Regions from separate parts of the Homo sapiens genome. Here region 2 is linked to region 1. The links are chromatin loops, found by intact Hi-C in ENCODE. Cell type or tissue: sigmoid colon. All regions are shown on one strand.

What was found. Hi-C counts contacts between places; a loop is a spot of excess contacts. Peaks named below come from ENCODE experiments on the same cell type or tissue, not always from the same donor. Only the 100,000 strongest peaks of a DNase experiment are listed, where the experiment ranks them.
Region 2: a loop joins it to region 1, with 2.0 times the contacts of the local background. A loop is called at or near these places in 1 of 110 quality-filtered maps.

Annotation. Positions count from the first base shown.
Region 1 is chr9:18,680,055-18,688,054 of GRCh38, forward strand. It overlaps ADAMTSL1 (ADAMTS like 1), which reads left to right. Exons shown (of 29, transcript NM_001040272.6): 11 at 258-462; 12 at 1,758-1,905; 13 at 4,662-4,746. All of the region lies in intron 1 of LOC102724102 (a long non-coding RNA gene), which reads right to left. Among named protein-coding and RNA genes, the nearest start is that of MIR3152, 110 kb to the left of the region's middle. In sigmoid colon, no CTCF peak of the experiment used is centred here; a DNase peak (open chromatin) is centred at 4,717; H3K27ac peaks cover 209 bases.
Region 2 is chr9:18,765,838-18,773,837 of GRCh38, forward strand. ADAMTSL1 (ADAMTS like 1) reads left to right here. Exons shown (of 29, transcript NM_001040272.6): 17 at 4,765-4,944. Among named protein-coding and RNA genes, the nearest start is that of MIR3152, 200 kb to the left of the region's middle. RefSeq lists enhancers at 3,451-3,670, 4,097-5,296. In sigmoid colon, no CTCF peak of the experiment used is centred here; DNase peaks (open chromatin) are centred at 4,854 and 5,165.

The DNA of each region.
Region 1 (8,000 bases):
TCTTTGTGGACAGCTCTCAAAACTGTAATGGCTTACATTTGTATAGAGCTTCACGGTTTGCAGAGCCCTTTTGCCAATGTTGAATCCTTCTCTCTTACTCATCAGGTTTCAGGCAATAGATGGCTTTTGGTTTTCTGGACCTTAGCCTCTCAGAACCTGATTATACCAATAGACATGGGGAGTGGGTTGGTGGACCAGTCACTGAGGAGGCTTAGCAATGTGCATGTCTGCCCTGATGACTCCCCTTGCTTCTGTAGGTGGGAGGCCACCCCATGGACCGCGTGCTCCTCCTCGTGTGGGGGGGGCATCCAGAGCCGGGCAGTTTCCTGTGTGGAGGAGGACATCCAGGGGCATGTCACTTCAGTGGAAGAGTGGAAATGCATGTACACCCCTAAGATGCCCATCGCGCAGCCCTGCAACATTTTTGACTGCCCTAAATGGCTGGCACAGGAGTGGTCTCCGGTAACTGTGCCTTCTTTCTTTGTTCATTAGGAGAGTAAGTCCACTCTTCCCTCTCATCATCATGGCCCCACCGGGTACCCTGAGCAGCTCCACACTCTTCTTGAGGTGTCTAGAAGCCTACCAGCTTAGCTCCTGGAGTAGGAATGCCCCAAATCCAGCATGACCAAAAGTAAATGATGTTTTTTTAAAGTGTCTTTCTTCAAGTTTCTTCAAGAAGCCTCTATTGTTCCCCAGATAATGTTCCCTCAAATAGCACGGGGAAGCAACTGCCTTTCAAGGGTAATTGAGGCTGAATGAATGATCCCGAATCTGTAAAAGCTGCTTTGATGATAGAGCTCAGTAGACCAGAAGTTTGATTTCATTTTGTATGTATTATGCTTTGTATCCGAAAGGGTCTAAGTGGATTAATATTAAAACTATGTATATTAATCATTGGAGAAGGGGGAAGAGGAAATGAAAATAGCACAAAAATTAAAATTGGAACGAAGTAAGATAATTAAAACAAAAAACTTATAGATGTTAGGAAACCTGCTGTAATTAAACATAAAATGTCATTCAGGGTTTCCTGACTGCTAATGCAGAAAGGAAAATCGTAAAGGAAACAGAAAGATGAAATAAGCCATTGTGCCCTCCGCCTCAGAAATGACAAAAGACTCTTCACTGAGCCCTGTGGCTTCATGGCAGCAGATCAGAGCTGTGACATTTTCTACATCTAGACATGCTACCAGACATGGGGAACCATTAGAGGTGCAATCTACATTGGGCATCTGGTCATTCAATCTGTTTTTTTAAATGTTATTTTTGCCTTTCAATGTAATCAATTGGATTAACAATGCTGCAATATAATTTAGCTATAATCGTAGTTTAAATTTTTTGATATCCATGTAGGGGTATTTCCCATATTTTTGGAAGTAGCGGTCATTAGCAAAGTAACTAAATAAAATACAGTGCTGGTAGTCAAAATTAAGCACACTCTACAGTCTCTTTTCTCCTTTCTTCTTTTTGGTGCTTGGTTTGAGACTTTGCACACAGTGGGTACTTAAAGATTGCTGACTGATTAATCCAAAGCTATGGAATTGAAAGTGATTTAATTTTCAGCGAGCTTCACCTCAAATAGCCAAATAGAACAAAGATCCCTTGACTGGTAAGAAGTGGTATAAATTTACCAGGAGTCCTCGTGTGGGGGGGGGGGGCGGGGAAAAAGAAAACTTAGATTAAAAGTTTTCGATGGGAAGTGAAGAAAAGTAAACAAGGCTTTGCCTACGAGTCTCCTCTCTCTTGCAATCTCTTTCCAGTGCACAGTGACATGTGGCCAGGGCCTCAGATACCGTGTGGTCCTCTGCATCGACCATCGAGGAATGCACACAGGAGGCTGTAGCCCAAAAACAAAGCCCCACATAAAAGAGGAATGCATCGTACCCACTCCCTGCTATAAACCCAAAGGTAACTTGACAGGTGCTCTATTACCAGCCTGTTAATTGTTGTGTGTAGTCAGGTGTGTTTTAAACTCCTTGGAATATTTTTAAGTATCCCAAGTATTCTTAGTAAGAATTCTTTATAACTTAAACTCTACTAAAGGAATTTGATTATCTTAAAGAATCTTTCAAGTGATTTTGATTGCAAAATTTCATTAACCACTACATGTAGAAATATATTTATATAATTATCTCCCAAGTCATAAAGTTGTTTGAGGACTATTGCTGAAGAATACGGATGTACCTGCTTAAAGGGAGACCAGATATTCTAGAAATATATGTTTGATTTACTATCCACATTTCTTGCCTTTAAAAACAAGGGAGTGAATCCAAGTATGTCTATTTTGCTAAGGCTGAAGTACATTGGGAAGTCTCATACTTCAAACTGATGAAACAGAAAACTGTCACTTTTTATATTGAAAATTAAAACATTAATATGAGACTGAATTCCAGAACCATAATTTAAAATATATCAGAATTTAAAAGATATTGCAATAATTTATAAAAAAGAAATTTTAGGAAAGTGTAGAACTAAGCATTTAGTGAGCCAGACTTATAATTACACTGGATATCTCAGATTAGCAAGAATATGAATTTGATTTCTGTACAAGTATTGTTACTTGTCTGTGTCAATGGAAAAGAAAAATTCAAAGTCACAAACCATTCAGAAGTAAAGAACTCTTTAAACCCCCTTTAATTTTTAATATTAAATATGGCTCCCATTTCTTTATTTTTTAAGCCATTAAATTTCTCTGAAAAATCAGTCACAGTGTAGCTCTTTATTATACTATAGGTGGCCCTAATTGCAACTGAATGGCATCATAAAATCTAAATTAATGATATAAAAGGAAACAAAAAAAAACAGAAATCCTGATTAACTTTAATAAATGCATCTCTCTCGAAGCCTTGGTTTCCTCCTCTGTAAAATGGGTGTAATAATAGTATCTAAATCAGAGATCATGCGTAGGTTAAATGAGATATAACATAAACAGGGTGGTTAACCTAGTGCCTGCAATATAGTAACTTCTACATACAGTAAGTTACTTTTAACTCCTGACTATCGTCAGTGCCCTCAACTATGGGAGGAGGTTGCCACAGGTGCGTCTGACAGGATTTAGTTCAAAACAGCAATAAAGTATTACAAGCTTACTATGAGTGCCAAACTGAATGCTTCCTTATTGAAAGACAGAGAGCTAACTATGCCACCAGAGACAGCTTCATTTACTGAGGTTTTTTTTGTTTTTTTTTTTTGAGACGGAGTCTCACTCTGTTGCCCAGGCTGGAGTTCAGTGGCGTGATCTCGGCTCACTGCAACCTCTGCCTCCCAGGCTGAGGCGATTCTCCTACTTCAGCCTCCGGAGTAACTGGGATTACAGGCGCATGCTGCCGTGCCCAGCTAATTTTTTGTATTTTTTTTTTTTGGTAGAGACGGGGTTTCACCTTGTTGCCCAGGCTGGTCTCGAACTCCTGAGCTCAGGTAATCGCCTCGGCCTCCCAAAGTGCTAGGATTACAGGCGTGAGCCTCCACGCCCAGCCGACTGAGTCATTTACTGGGATAGTTGGAGTAGTTGTAAAATGATGTATGTATAGGTACGGTGTTGCTGTGTTTAAAATGTTAGCAAATCATTTTGGCTTTGGCAGTTTTATATTTCTCACTTGCTTTGTTTTTTGACTATAAATAATTGCTGTGCATAGAGAACAAGAAGTGATGCCCCTAACTTAAAATAGTCAATTGTTTATTAGCTTTATCTTTACCAAGCCACTTCAGAGAAAGAAAAGCAGTTTGCAGTTAACTATCAAGAATCAAGTCTGGATTTTCACAACCAAGGAGTGAGCCTGGCTCTCTAAACATCATTAAAATACCATATAATTCTATGGTGCATATATGTATAGACATATTTCTTTCATCTTTGCAATTGTATGTTATAAAATGGTGATAGAGCATCATTGGCTCATACTATAAAGGCAAATATCCCCATAAATGACCCTAATAAATATGCTAGAATGGGAATCTTGGCAGTTACTTCTGTAAGAGCCGTTAGAACATCCCTCTTCATTTTTCTCCTCCACAATTTTTTTCCCAGGAAGTAACTAGGAAGTTTGTTTTGAATTGTTTGGCCAAAGCTAGATAAATAGGTGAAATAAGTCAAATTATGTGTTATGAACCCTCATTTGCACATATTCCAATTGTCAGTGAGCCTTGGGGTAGTACTGAATGAGTCAGATATCTAAATCAATGTTTTGTGAATTTCAGAGTGAAAGAGTTTGTTTTTGGCAATGTGACATAGATCACACTTAGCTAAAAGGCAAAAAAAAAAAAGTTAGAATTTATGAAAATATCACAATATAATTGACTGTACTTTGTTTTCCAAGGTAAATGCTGCTCTATCTTTTCAAGAGGGAATGGTAAAAAGATACTTCGATGATTCTTTATATGCATATTGAGCTAGTGCTCCTACACTTACAACTTTCATAATAAAATGACTTTCCTTTGCTATTCATCATAATAAAGAGAAAGCTTGCACACAAACTAGTATTATTAAACATTTTAAAATTCGACTTTATTTTTCTAGATATAACCATCATCAGAGGCAGCAATTTACCCAAAAACTTATTCGTGTTGGTCAACGTAGTAACTTCTTGGTGAGGAGAATAAGGAATTTTCCTAAAATCCCAGATTGGTTCTAACCTCTTCTTTTGTATGTGCATGCACTGAATTCTCAGAGAAACTTCCAGTCGAGGCCAAGTTGCCATGGTTCAAACAAGCTCAAGAGCTAGAAGAAGGAGCTGCTGTGTCAGAGGAGCCCTCGTAAGTTGTAAAAGCACAGACTGTTCTATATTTGAAACTGTTTTGTTTAAAGAAAGCAGTGTCTCACTGGTTGTAGCTTTCATGGGTTCTGAACTAAGTGTAATCATCTCACCAAAGCTTTTTGGCTCTCAAATTAAAGATTGATTAGTTTCAAAAAGTGTTTGTCAAAGCTGATGATTGCATTGTAAATACTTCTGTTTTGCCTAAAGTAAGAAAATGAAGGTGTAGTGCTTACCCTCTTCTCCAAAATCTGACCTCCTCTCTTCTCTGCGCAAGGGGCCAAAGGTGAGAAGGCCCAGGCTGCAGCTGATGATATAACATAGATTTGATGCCAAAGTCTGAGCTGCTTTTCACACTCTCCCAGTTTTGCAATACAGTCACAAAAATTAAAGAGCAAGTAAAGTATACCTGAGGGCAAAGGAAGTTCATTAACTTTTCTTTTCCCTTTCTTCCTGGGATTGGTATCAGGGATGGACCTGCTTATTTGCCCCACTTGATTATGTCCCATGTCTACTCAATTTTATCAAGTCCATGGAATCTGTAAAACCGTGAGGCCCAGATTTGCCAGTGTCTTCAGAAGAGGAAACAAATAGGAGAGACAAAAGTAGATTAAGTGGATGATTGATAAGTTTATGTATTGATTTCATTAGAAAACACTGATAGGCATAGCTGCTACATCACTTTTACAAACGAGGGGATACAATTGATTGAAAAATTTCATCTATGACCCAAGAAATTTCTCAGGTTGAAAAATTTTCTAAATTAATTCATTTAATGTAAGTTCTAAGCTCTGTGCTATTCACTGGCACTTAAGATAACTCATCCACCCTCCAAGAGTTAATAGTGGAGCATGTAGGATATAAAATGATTTCCAAATTTTACTGGAGATATAAATTAACGTTGCAACCTATTTAAATGCAATTTAGAATTTTCTCAGATTCATTCTGTTTGAATCTAAATCTGATGTGGTTTGCCAGAACACAACTGTGTTCCTGAGTGCACAAGAAATCCAAAATATAGATTTGTACCATAACCAAAGGTCACTTGTAAAGAAACTATATTCTGTCATTTGATTTCACATACACCAAAAGGATGCACACATTAGAAAACACTTTTTTTCCCTATTTTTTTTTTTTGAGATAGGGTCTCACTCTGTCACCCGGGCATGGATGTAGTGGCACGGTCATAACTCACTGCAGCTTTCACCTGCCAGGCTCAATGAATTCTCTCACCTCAGCCTACCGAGTAGCTGGGACTACAGGTGCAGGCCACCACACCAGGCTATGTTTTTAATTTTTTTTGCAGAGACTGGGGTTCTCCATGTTTCCCAGGCTGGTCTCAAACTCCTGACCTCAAGCAATCCGCCTGCCTCAGCCTCCCAAAGTACTGGGATTGCAGGCGTGAGCCACAGCGCCTGGCCCGGGAAAACACATATTTTTACTTAGAAGGATAATTAAGCAAACATAAATTATTTCTGTACTGTAAAGTTACTACAGCAAACTTTTTGACTTCTTTGAGAAAAAGCAACTAACCACTGCAGAACTTTGGAGGAAAGGGAGTGATTAAAGATCACAGTGTAACCTTGGAATGAAAATATAAAGGCTTACAATTTTTTGCTTCTCCTCTGCCAGTACCTGATTTGACAGGCCTTTTTGTTGCTGAGGAGTAAATAAGCAGTTCTTTTTAGGGGGGCATTAATAACTTCTTAATCCAGTAAGGTCCTATTTAAGACACAGAAAGATGCTATGTAATTAGAGCTGGTGACTCCTTTTATATCCTATTGGGTTAAATCTATTTGAAACCAGTTATGTTTTATTTTACCTAAATAAACTCTTTTCCCCTTGTACACTGTATTTTGTCACTTGGACTAAAGCGTAATCCTATGTATAATCTTGCGTTCTGGCTGATGGTAAATAATAATACAAAATTGAAAGTAAATGGAAACATCTTACATCGATAAGCATCTTCCCATTATTAGATGCCTTTCAGATGAAAGCTATCAGTGGAGTTTAATGCATCCACAGAAGCATTACATAGACCATCGTCAACCATATTTTGTCATGAATATTTTCTACTAAAGATCCGATTAAGATGCATTACGTTTAACTTTAATCTTAATAAAATCTTTAAAGTAGTTAAAAAAGTTTTAGCCATTGAAAGTATAGCCATATATTAAACTATTAAAATTTACTCTTAGTGTAATGAAATTGCCATCTTGGCATGATTAATCTGAATTGGAGTAGATTGTAATTGGAGTGCTGGTGCAGGGTAAGGGAAATGTATACTATTGTGCTCAGAATAATAATTACTTTTATACCAAAATAAAATAAATGACAGCTGTAGAATAATGTAATGAAAGGTATATGGTTTCTACATTTTAATACACTTTATGTGTTTAGTGCACTGCACCCTAAGAAACGTCCTAAGTGTCACTTTTTTTTATCTATATTGATTTTGAATTTAAAAAACATAATGTTGCATGGCCTTAATTCCATCTTTTCTTAAACCACATAGACCGTTTCTAAATGTATGTAACAACCTATAATTACTCTCTGAAGCATATTGAAAAAATGATCAACTGTCAGCAAGTCATTCCTTCCCCCCACCAAGGAGACTCACACTGCTTAAATTAAATGGTAATGTTTAGAAGCTGTGGCTGTCACTTCTGAACTGCTACAGTGAGGCAAGAACAGTGGTCCACAACTATTATCTCTTGCTTTGGCTCCAGCTAACATTGGAGAGTTCTGTGGTAAAGCAGTAAATATCATTTATTTCCGTATATGGAAAGTGAAAATATTATCACCAGCCTATCTCATTATGTAATACAGAAAAATCACCAGATGAATGTCTTCAGCTTATGAAGATAACCTTGTTCGATGTTAGATACTTTTAGTAAACCCAAAATGTAAGGACAAGATTGGTTAGCACTCAGGCCAAACATATGTTGGGAAGTAACCGCTTTAAGATGTTTAGAAGAAAACAATGATAAAAGACTAAAAACTGAATTGCCAAGAAATAAATAACACGTTATAGACCAGAAGAATGTACCAACAGCCAACATTGTGGTTGCAGTAAACACCATGCACAAGATATAAATCCAGATATCAATTTCATAGAACCACTGAAATAAATATGGAGATTGGCTCACATGGTGGTAATATGTAGATAGATTCATTATATAAAGCTGAATCTTCAACTCAAAAATACTTCTACATGTTGATTTTTTTTCCCTCAACAACAGATTGGTTTGTTAT
Region 2 (8,000 bases), 86 kb after region 1:
TAAAATGAGGTAATGGTGATAGAGACTGCTTTGACTACTCTAGGTAGGAAGGTTAGGGATGGCCTCTCCACACAGCTGAGAATGGAATTGAACCTGGATTATTCAAGAGACTCAGCCACATGAAGATCTAAGAGAAGAATGGTGCAGGTAGAGAGAACAGCAAATGCGAAGGCCCTGTGGGAGAAACAAGCTTGACATGTTTGAGGAACAAAACAACAAAAAAAAAGTCTGGCTGGAGTACACAGGGAAAGGGGGGGTGTCGTAAAATATAAGATTACAGAGGTGTACAACGCTTCTCTTGCTCTGCTATACATTCACCTAGCTAGAACCATGCTTGGTTCATGATTGGCATTTAATAAATTTATGTGGAATGAATTAATAAAGTTGGAAGGATTTAAGCTAGACAATGTCTAAGTTCCACCAGGGCAGGAACCAGAATCTGTAGCGGTTTGCAGGGCAGGGTTAGAGGAGTATAGATTATATTCTCATTGCAAGGGAACGTCATTGGAGGGTTTTAAGCATGGAAATTGTGTGATCACATTTATGCTTTGAAAACGTCACTCTTGCTATGGTGTGGAGAATAGAGTGTAGAGAAGACAATATGGGGTTTCCAACAGGAGGAAGGAACTCTTTTTCAAATGATCACATTTGAGTGTATCATCTATATCCTGCTAGAAACGCTATTTCTTAGTCCATTCCGGCTGCTAAAACAAAATACCGTAGACTGAGTAGCTTATCAATGACAGAAATTTATTTCTCACAGTTCTGGAGGGTAGAAAGTCCAAGGTCAGGGTGCTGGCAGATTCGGTGTCTAGTGAGAACCCTCTTTCTGGTTCATAGATGGTGCTCTGTAGCTGTGTCCTCCACATGATGGAAGGGGCAAGGCAGCTCTCTGGAACCTCTTTTAGAGGATACTTATCCCATTCTTGAGGGTTCCACCGTCATGACCTAATCATCTCCCAAAAGTCCTCACCCCTAATACTATCACCTTGGGAGTTAGGATTTCAGCGTGTGAATTTAGGGGAGTGGCAGGGAGGACACAGACATTCAGACCAAAGCACCAATAAAAGGCAAGAGATGATGGATTATGGTATGCTGATTTCTTATTTATTTTAGAAGTATAGCTTATATGTTTTGTAAGTAAACCTGACCTTATTTGGCCATGACTTGGATGTCAGGGGAAGGGTGGTAAAAAAAAGGAAAAACTCAGGGGCCAAAGTTTTTGTCCTGGATGTGGCACAATTAAATGAATGGGGAAGACTGAGAGAGAAGTAGGTTTGGGATGAGGTTGGAAGGGCAGTATTAAGAGTTCCATTTTAGGCATGTTTAATTCAAGATGCCTATTTGCATTTAAGTGGACATGTTGAGTAGGCATAGGGGAGAGGTCAGAGCTTAAAATTAAAATTTTTGATTTATCAGCACAAACTTGTTTCTTTCCAACAATTGTGGTTTCAGAAAAATTACAGTAAGTTCATGGAAGAATCTTAGTAATTCACAGAATGGAAAGTATTGTGGAGAATATAGTCCCCAAATTTGGCAAATCCTTAGGAGTCAGTAATCCACGTGGTTAGTTGGCTACTTATAAAAAGAAAGAATGAACAAGAAAAGTTTAGAACTGATCTGATTATAGTATAACTTGTTGGTTCGATGTAAGAATTTGACAGCAGTAAGAGAAGGTCGAACCTAAAAAATCATGCAAAACACTGTAAAACTAAATTTAAAACCTTAGTTATCCATAGCAACAGGATTATTCTAGATAAATGGAATTCTTAGCCACTAATTTAAATTTCTCCTAAGTACCAACTTCAATTCAATGCCACAGACATTTATTGAGAACATTCACAGGAGGCATTATTCTAGGCAGTGCGGGTACAAAATTAGTTAAAGAAGTGAAATCCTTTAATGTCTTATTGAATTGCTACCAAATGAGGGCTAAAATTAAAATTTGCTTCTTCAATACAGAAGAGCCCACAGAGTCACTGAAATGAGCCACAAAGAAGACAAAGGCTTAGGCCAGTTACTTGAATCATTAGCTCTGAGACCATAGATTTTGTTCTTAATCAAGCCCAAACGACACACTAGAAAAGCCCTTAGAAGGAGCTGGTAGGACTTGTAATGAGTAACAGGTGGTCTAGCTTCATGGCATTGTCTAAGAGCTATGTTTAAATGTTGCCTCTCAGAAATCAGAGTTTAGGGAGAACTCCTTAAATTTTCCAGGGTCACTAGAATATAGATGAACTACTTTAAATTCTACTCTCCAACCTGAATCATGGGCTGGCTCCTGCCAGTCAGGGATGGTCACAAGAGTGGAAGCTAAGAATTGAATGGCAAAGCCCAGTTGGGTGAAAGACTAAGACCAGGCTCTCGGCAGGCTTGGTGCTGATCAGGCTGGGAGCCCTCCTCATGAAGCAACGGTCACACTACCCTCCATTGGGTCTGCAAGCACGCAGGAGTTGCTACAACCACGGAGGAGAGAAGCTGAGTTTGGACTTTTTCTCCAGCTGCGTCCAGAGCATGGTGTCCAGTAGGAGCTTAGCAAATGTTGCAATGAATGGCAATAAACAAATTCTAGCCCCTGTGTGGCCTTCATTGGATTGTTTACCTCTCTGAGCCTCAGCTTTTTTTTTTTTTTTTTTTCTGTAAAGTGGAAATAAGACCTAGCTTGTAGGGTCATTTCACATTTTTTGTTAGCCTTCAATGCTTCAATGGGTAGGTAGTTGATCCCAGCACTAAGAAAATACATCCTTTTTCCTAGGGGACTCAATTATTTTTTTAAATTTGAAATGAAAAAAATAAAGGTTTCTCACCATTGATTTTAATAATTTAAAAGACTCTAAGACTAAAAGGCTTAACTAGACAAAGTTGATTGCTTTTCTAACATCATTATCCACTAGCTCTGTGACCTCAAGCCATTCACAACTGCAAACAAAAGGCATGTTTGCTCCGGTGGGGTCCAAACAACCACTGGTCGTAACAGAGACCTCTCTGGGTCCCGGATTTTCCTTTCCATGTTTATTACCATTGGGTATGGTGAGAGAACATTCATTTGTAGAAGTGGTTCTAAGCCCTGGAGACACAATAGAATTATCTGGGGAAAAATTACTTGGAAGAAGATTATACCGATATCTTTCTTAAAAACAAAACAAAAACTGGTACCTGGGAGCCACATCCCAGAATATCTGATTTGATGGGTCTGAAGTGAGGCCCAGGCATCGGTACTTTTTAAAAGCTCCCCAGGAGACCTTGAGGTGCATGCAAGGTTGAGACCACTGAGTAAGAAGGTGAAAGCTGGGCTGCAGCTATGTTCTGACTGTACCCAAGGACACTGGTATCACCATCATAACCTTGACTGCCGGCAAAAAACCCCATAGCCATTCTGAGTACAACTTACTAAACAAAGACCAACGTGAGTTCTGAGAGGGGCACTCCTCCAGCAAAGCAGGTACTTCAGCACAAACTCTCACGCTTTTTAAAACCAGGCTTGATCTCTCAGCAAGCCCAAAGGCAGCAAGCTAATGACAAGAAACTATTCTGGAAGAAATCAGCAGGCTCCCTAAAATTTTACAATAAAATATCCCCACCACAGAGTAGTCGTGGGTTGAACTCTTAGCTAGGGTTATGTCAGACTGAAAGTGATAGAAAACCCAAAATAACATTGGCTTTAAAAAGATAGAAAAGTCTTCCTCTCTCACATAAACACAGACAGTCCAGAGCAGATATGGTGGTTTCACAGTCAGGAAGCCAGGCTTCTAACTTTTTGTTTGTGACAGCCCAAGATGGAAGCTTACATTTCAGACATCACGTTCACATTCCAGCCAGCAGCGAGGAGAAAGAGAAGGGAAGAGATGCCACACCATCTTTTTGGGCACTTCCCTGAAAGCACACACAACCCTTCCGTTTATATCCCATCGGCCAGCATCAAGTCAAATGGCTGTGTCTGTCTTCAAGGGAGATTGACAAATATAGTCTTTATGCCGAAATGTGGTATGCCCAGTGAAAAGCTGGGGACTCCTTTGCTCTGAAAAGGAAGGGACATATATTTGAAAATAGCCAACAGTCTGTGCTTCAGGGGGCCTCCCTCCCACTTCATGCCCCTGGATCATAACTATTCAGTTACATGTAAACAATGTTTTATTGGGGTTCCTCTGAAAACCACTGACATGAGGCCATTTTTCTTGCATCCCAAATTTCAGTGGCTCTGGCTCCCACTGCCCTAAGAAATCATCAGTCCTGCAAGAAGAGTATTCCAGGGGGGTCCTTAAGAAAACCAGACCCTAAATCTAATGCCCATTCCGTGTGGTAGAGTGCCTTCACTTAGAGAAAGGGCTGTCTTTTCTGCAAATTAATTCCTCCAGATTTATACTGATGGCGGGAGCTCTCTCCTGTTCATTCTGGAAGCAGCACAGATTATTTTCCCTGGATCGTAAATATGCTGAACACTCTATTATACTAACCTTTTAAACCAGTTGTCTTGGATGGGACTGCAAATCATAGTTCAGGAGCAACTTTCTAAGATTTAAAGGCCCCAGAAATTCCTGGATGCTCTAGTTAAATACCTGGGATTAAGAGTGGAGAGGGTAGATCTTGCTACAAAATTCATCTCAAAGAGAAGAAACAAAATCCTTTGGGCCGATTCCTGGTTTTTCTTCTTCTTCTGGATTTTTTTTTCTTCCTTTACTCTGCCAAATTAAGATAAGAATTAGCAGTCAGACTGCCTTCCCATATTGGGTCTACTTTTTCTTCTTTCCTTCTTTCTTTCCCCAGTGTTCCAGAACGTGTGGCGGGGGTGTTCAGAAACGTGAGGTTCTTTGCAAGCAGCGCATGGCTGATGGCAGCTTCCTGGAGCTTCCTGAGACCTTCTGTTCAGCTTCAAAACCTGCCTGCCAGCAAGCATGCAAGAAAGATGACTGTCCCAGCGAGTGGCTTCTCTCAGACTGGACAGAGGTATGTATGTTCCTCCGAAGAGAATGAAAGAGATCCAAGTAGGAAAAGAAGGCACCCCAGACATATACATAGAAAAGGCAAGAAGAGAACAAAACAATCTTCCTAATATTATGGAATAGTATTTTTGTAACCATATATACCGTAGTGTGTAACTAGCTTTTAACGAGGCTGCAGGGACCTGAGTTACGCAGCCAGCCCTTACCCAACAATCGGAAGCTTGGAATTGTAAATGGGCTCCTCGTGGAACAAAACCAGACCTCATTGGTGCTGTTTTGGCCCCAGGATTCTTTTCCACACACTGGGTTCTTCTCCTTCTATCTCCACACCACCCCCTCCTCCTGACCTCCCTGTACCTCTTACTCCCAGATGTTTCTGTCTCTATTCAGGAAGGGCAAAGCCTCTCTAGCAAGTCTCTTCCAAGTTACTGGACAATAAAGGACATGATTTATTAGGAAAAGAAGGCCAAGGAAATCCTGCCTGTTTACTGTTAGTTTCCTGGCTCTAAAATACTTCAACTGCTTCCTATCAAGAGAATTTGATTTCCCTTGTTGTCCTGCACTTTGGGAAGTGATTGCTTCAGCATTCACCATTCCCGACTTTATCTGCTAAGTTAGAGACATACCTCTGACTAACCTATCTTTCTAAATAATGCCTCTCCTAATTCTAGCGTACGCCAATTCATTTACACCTAGCTTCAAGTCCTTTGTTTTCAGCCACTACCACTTCGAGTTGCCTTCGACTTCTCCACCTCCATAGACCTGTGTGTCTTCCATGGAGAAGTCCCCCAAAATTGTTGCCTCACAAGAAGATTTAGCCAAGAACAGAATCACTAGACCTGAAGTGAAAATGTCTGTAAAGCCAGATTCAAGACCTTCCTTTTTCTAGCATATAAGCATTTGAATTTGCCTTCCTAACCCCAGTGCCTTTTTTTTTTTTTTTTTTTTTTTTTTTTGGATAGTATACAACTCACAGGAGGGAGCTGCTGCTGCTTGAAATACCTCACAGAGATACTTGCTTACAGAGGGCAAAGCGGCCTGTGAAAATTAAGATCCAGCTCTCTCAACATAGGTTCTTAGAATTCTTGCCCATATCTTATCAACCCACATAGAATTCCATGAGATGGTGCCTGCTAAGTGCATTGCAATTAAGAGTTAACTTACATTACGACAGGTTTTATAACTTGGCAGTAAAACTGCTTCTTGTGGTATCTCATGCCAAATGTCTCAGAACGTTTGGGGAATTATTTTCTCATGCTTTCTAAATTTGATTTCAAGATATAAAGTGTGTAAAATGAGCATGTGTACATTTGTGTGTGTGTGCATGTGCATGTTAGTGACAATTTTTCCGTGGGAATGTTGATTTGGGGTATGGCATTTGAAGAACAGAGGTAGGTGTATTTGCCAAGTGGCTCTAGGTGAAAACATTCTCTCAGTGGAGTATTATAAAAGGAATTGCTCCCCTAAATCTATCAGGTAATAGTCTGTCATGAGTGGACTGCTGAGGAAGGGACTTGTGTGTGTTATAATTGTCTTCCTGTGTTCCTGGAGTTTGTGGCCTTTGAAGCATATGAGACAGAGAAGATTCAGAAAATGTTCTTTTGTGCCTGCAGATTTGAGGGGGACCTTTGAGATTTTGGGACTAAGAAAAAGGTCCCATTGGTCCCATTAAGTACAGTAGGCCTTCAGAACAGTATCATGTGTTGTTAAGAGTTCAGACTCAAAGACAGGCAAACCTAGGTTCAAATCCTGACTCTGCCACTTACTGGCTGTATAACCTTGGGCTAATTATTTAACCTTTTTGGCTTTAGGTTGCTTATCTGTATAATGGAAATATAATAGTATCCATCATGTAGGTGGGAGGATGAAATTAAATATAATTTAATATATATTGCATGTAAAATACTTTGTGCCTACTAAAAGTGAACCCTTATGATTGTCTTCCATTTGGGCTCACTTGTCATGAGAAGGAAAGGAAATGAAAGGAAGCACTCACCATGGCTGGCTGGGCCTGAGGCCACAGCTTAGGTCTCCTACAGGCTCTCCTGGTCTTCCTCAAGAGGAAGTTCTATTTTGGGAACTGGGAGGAGGTAGCCCTTATCCAACGAATGTTACTAGCTTCTGAGCTATCTGGGTTAATGAATGGAGATTCCAAACATTGAGGAGGGGCTGGGAATGGTGGGAAGTAATCACTGAATTGTTGGGATTAAACTCAAACTGGTGCCATATTGAAGTGCTCCTGGAGGTGTTCACAAAGGCTCCACATTGACCCTGTCATCCTTATGACCATTCCCCTGGCCGTCTGGCTGAGATGAGATGTGCATGCCACACCTCCCATGAGACTGCCCTTGGAGAAGGGAAGACCTAAATGATCTATGGGTGTTTTTCATCCTCCACTATCTGGGCTCAATCTCATGGTTACTGCACAGAATCCCATAGAGACAGAATTAAGCCAAAGTTTTAGACATTTCAAATAAAATTACTTACAGATTCTATTCTGGAAGTAAGACCTCTCAAAAGGCCATACTTCTTTTCTCTGAAAGAAACCCTCAATCTCCTGAAAGAGTTTGATATTAAATATTTTTAAATCCTATTTTATGGAAGTTGCTCCTTTCCCCCCAAAAAAAATTCTAAAAGAAAGAATAATTTTAGAGCTAGAAGGAGCTTGAAAGATCCTATAGCCTAATTACTTTGTTAAAAAATTAAGACCACAGAATGCTTTATCAAATCAAATGTTACTATGAAGCCAATAATCTTAAACAGATAAAATTAGAGCTGTTTTGGTTTAAGTTTGAGTAGGGGTCTCAGATCTCCAACGGCTGGGTCTCCTCATCACCTGAGAAGCCCCCGAATCACTTCCTCAACATAGTTATGGAACACAGTTTTAAAATCCCTGCTCTAGCTTAGCTTCCTTATTCCAGAGATATGGAAATTGAAGCTAGAGAAAGAGCTAGACTTGACCAAAGTCATAACCCAGTCTTCTGACCTGAAACTCTGTTTTTATGTTTCTACTTAGCAGCCTTAAAACGACCATGCTCTTTTAAATTTTCAGGCTTCTTA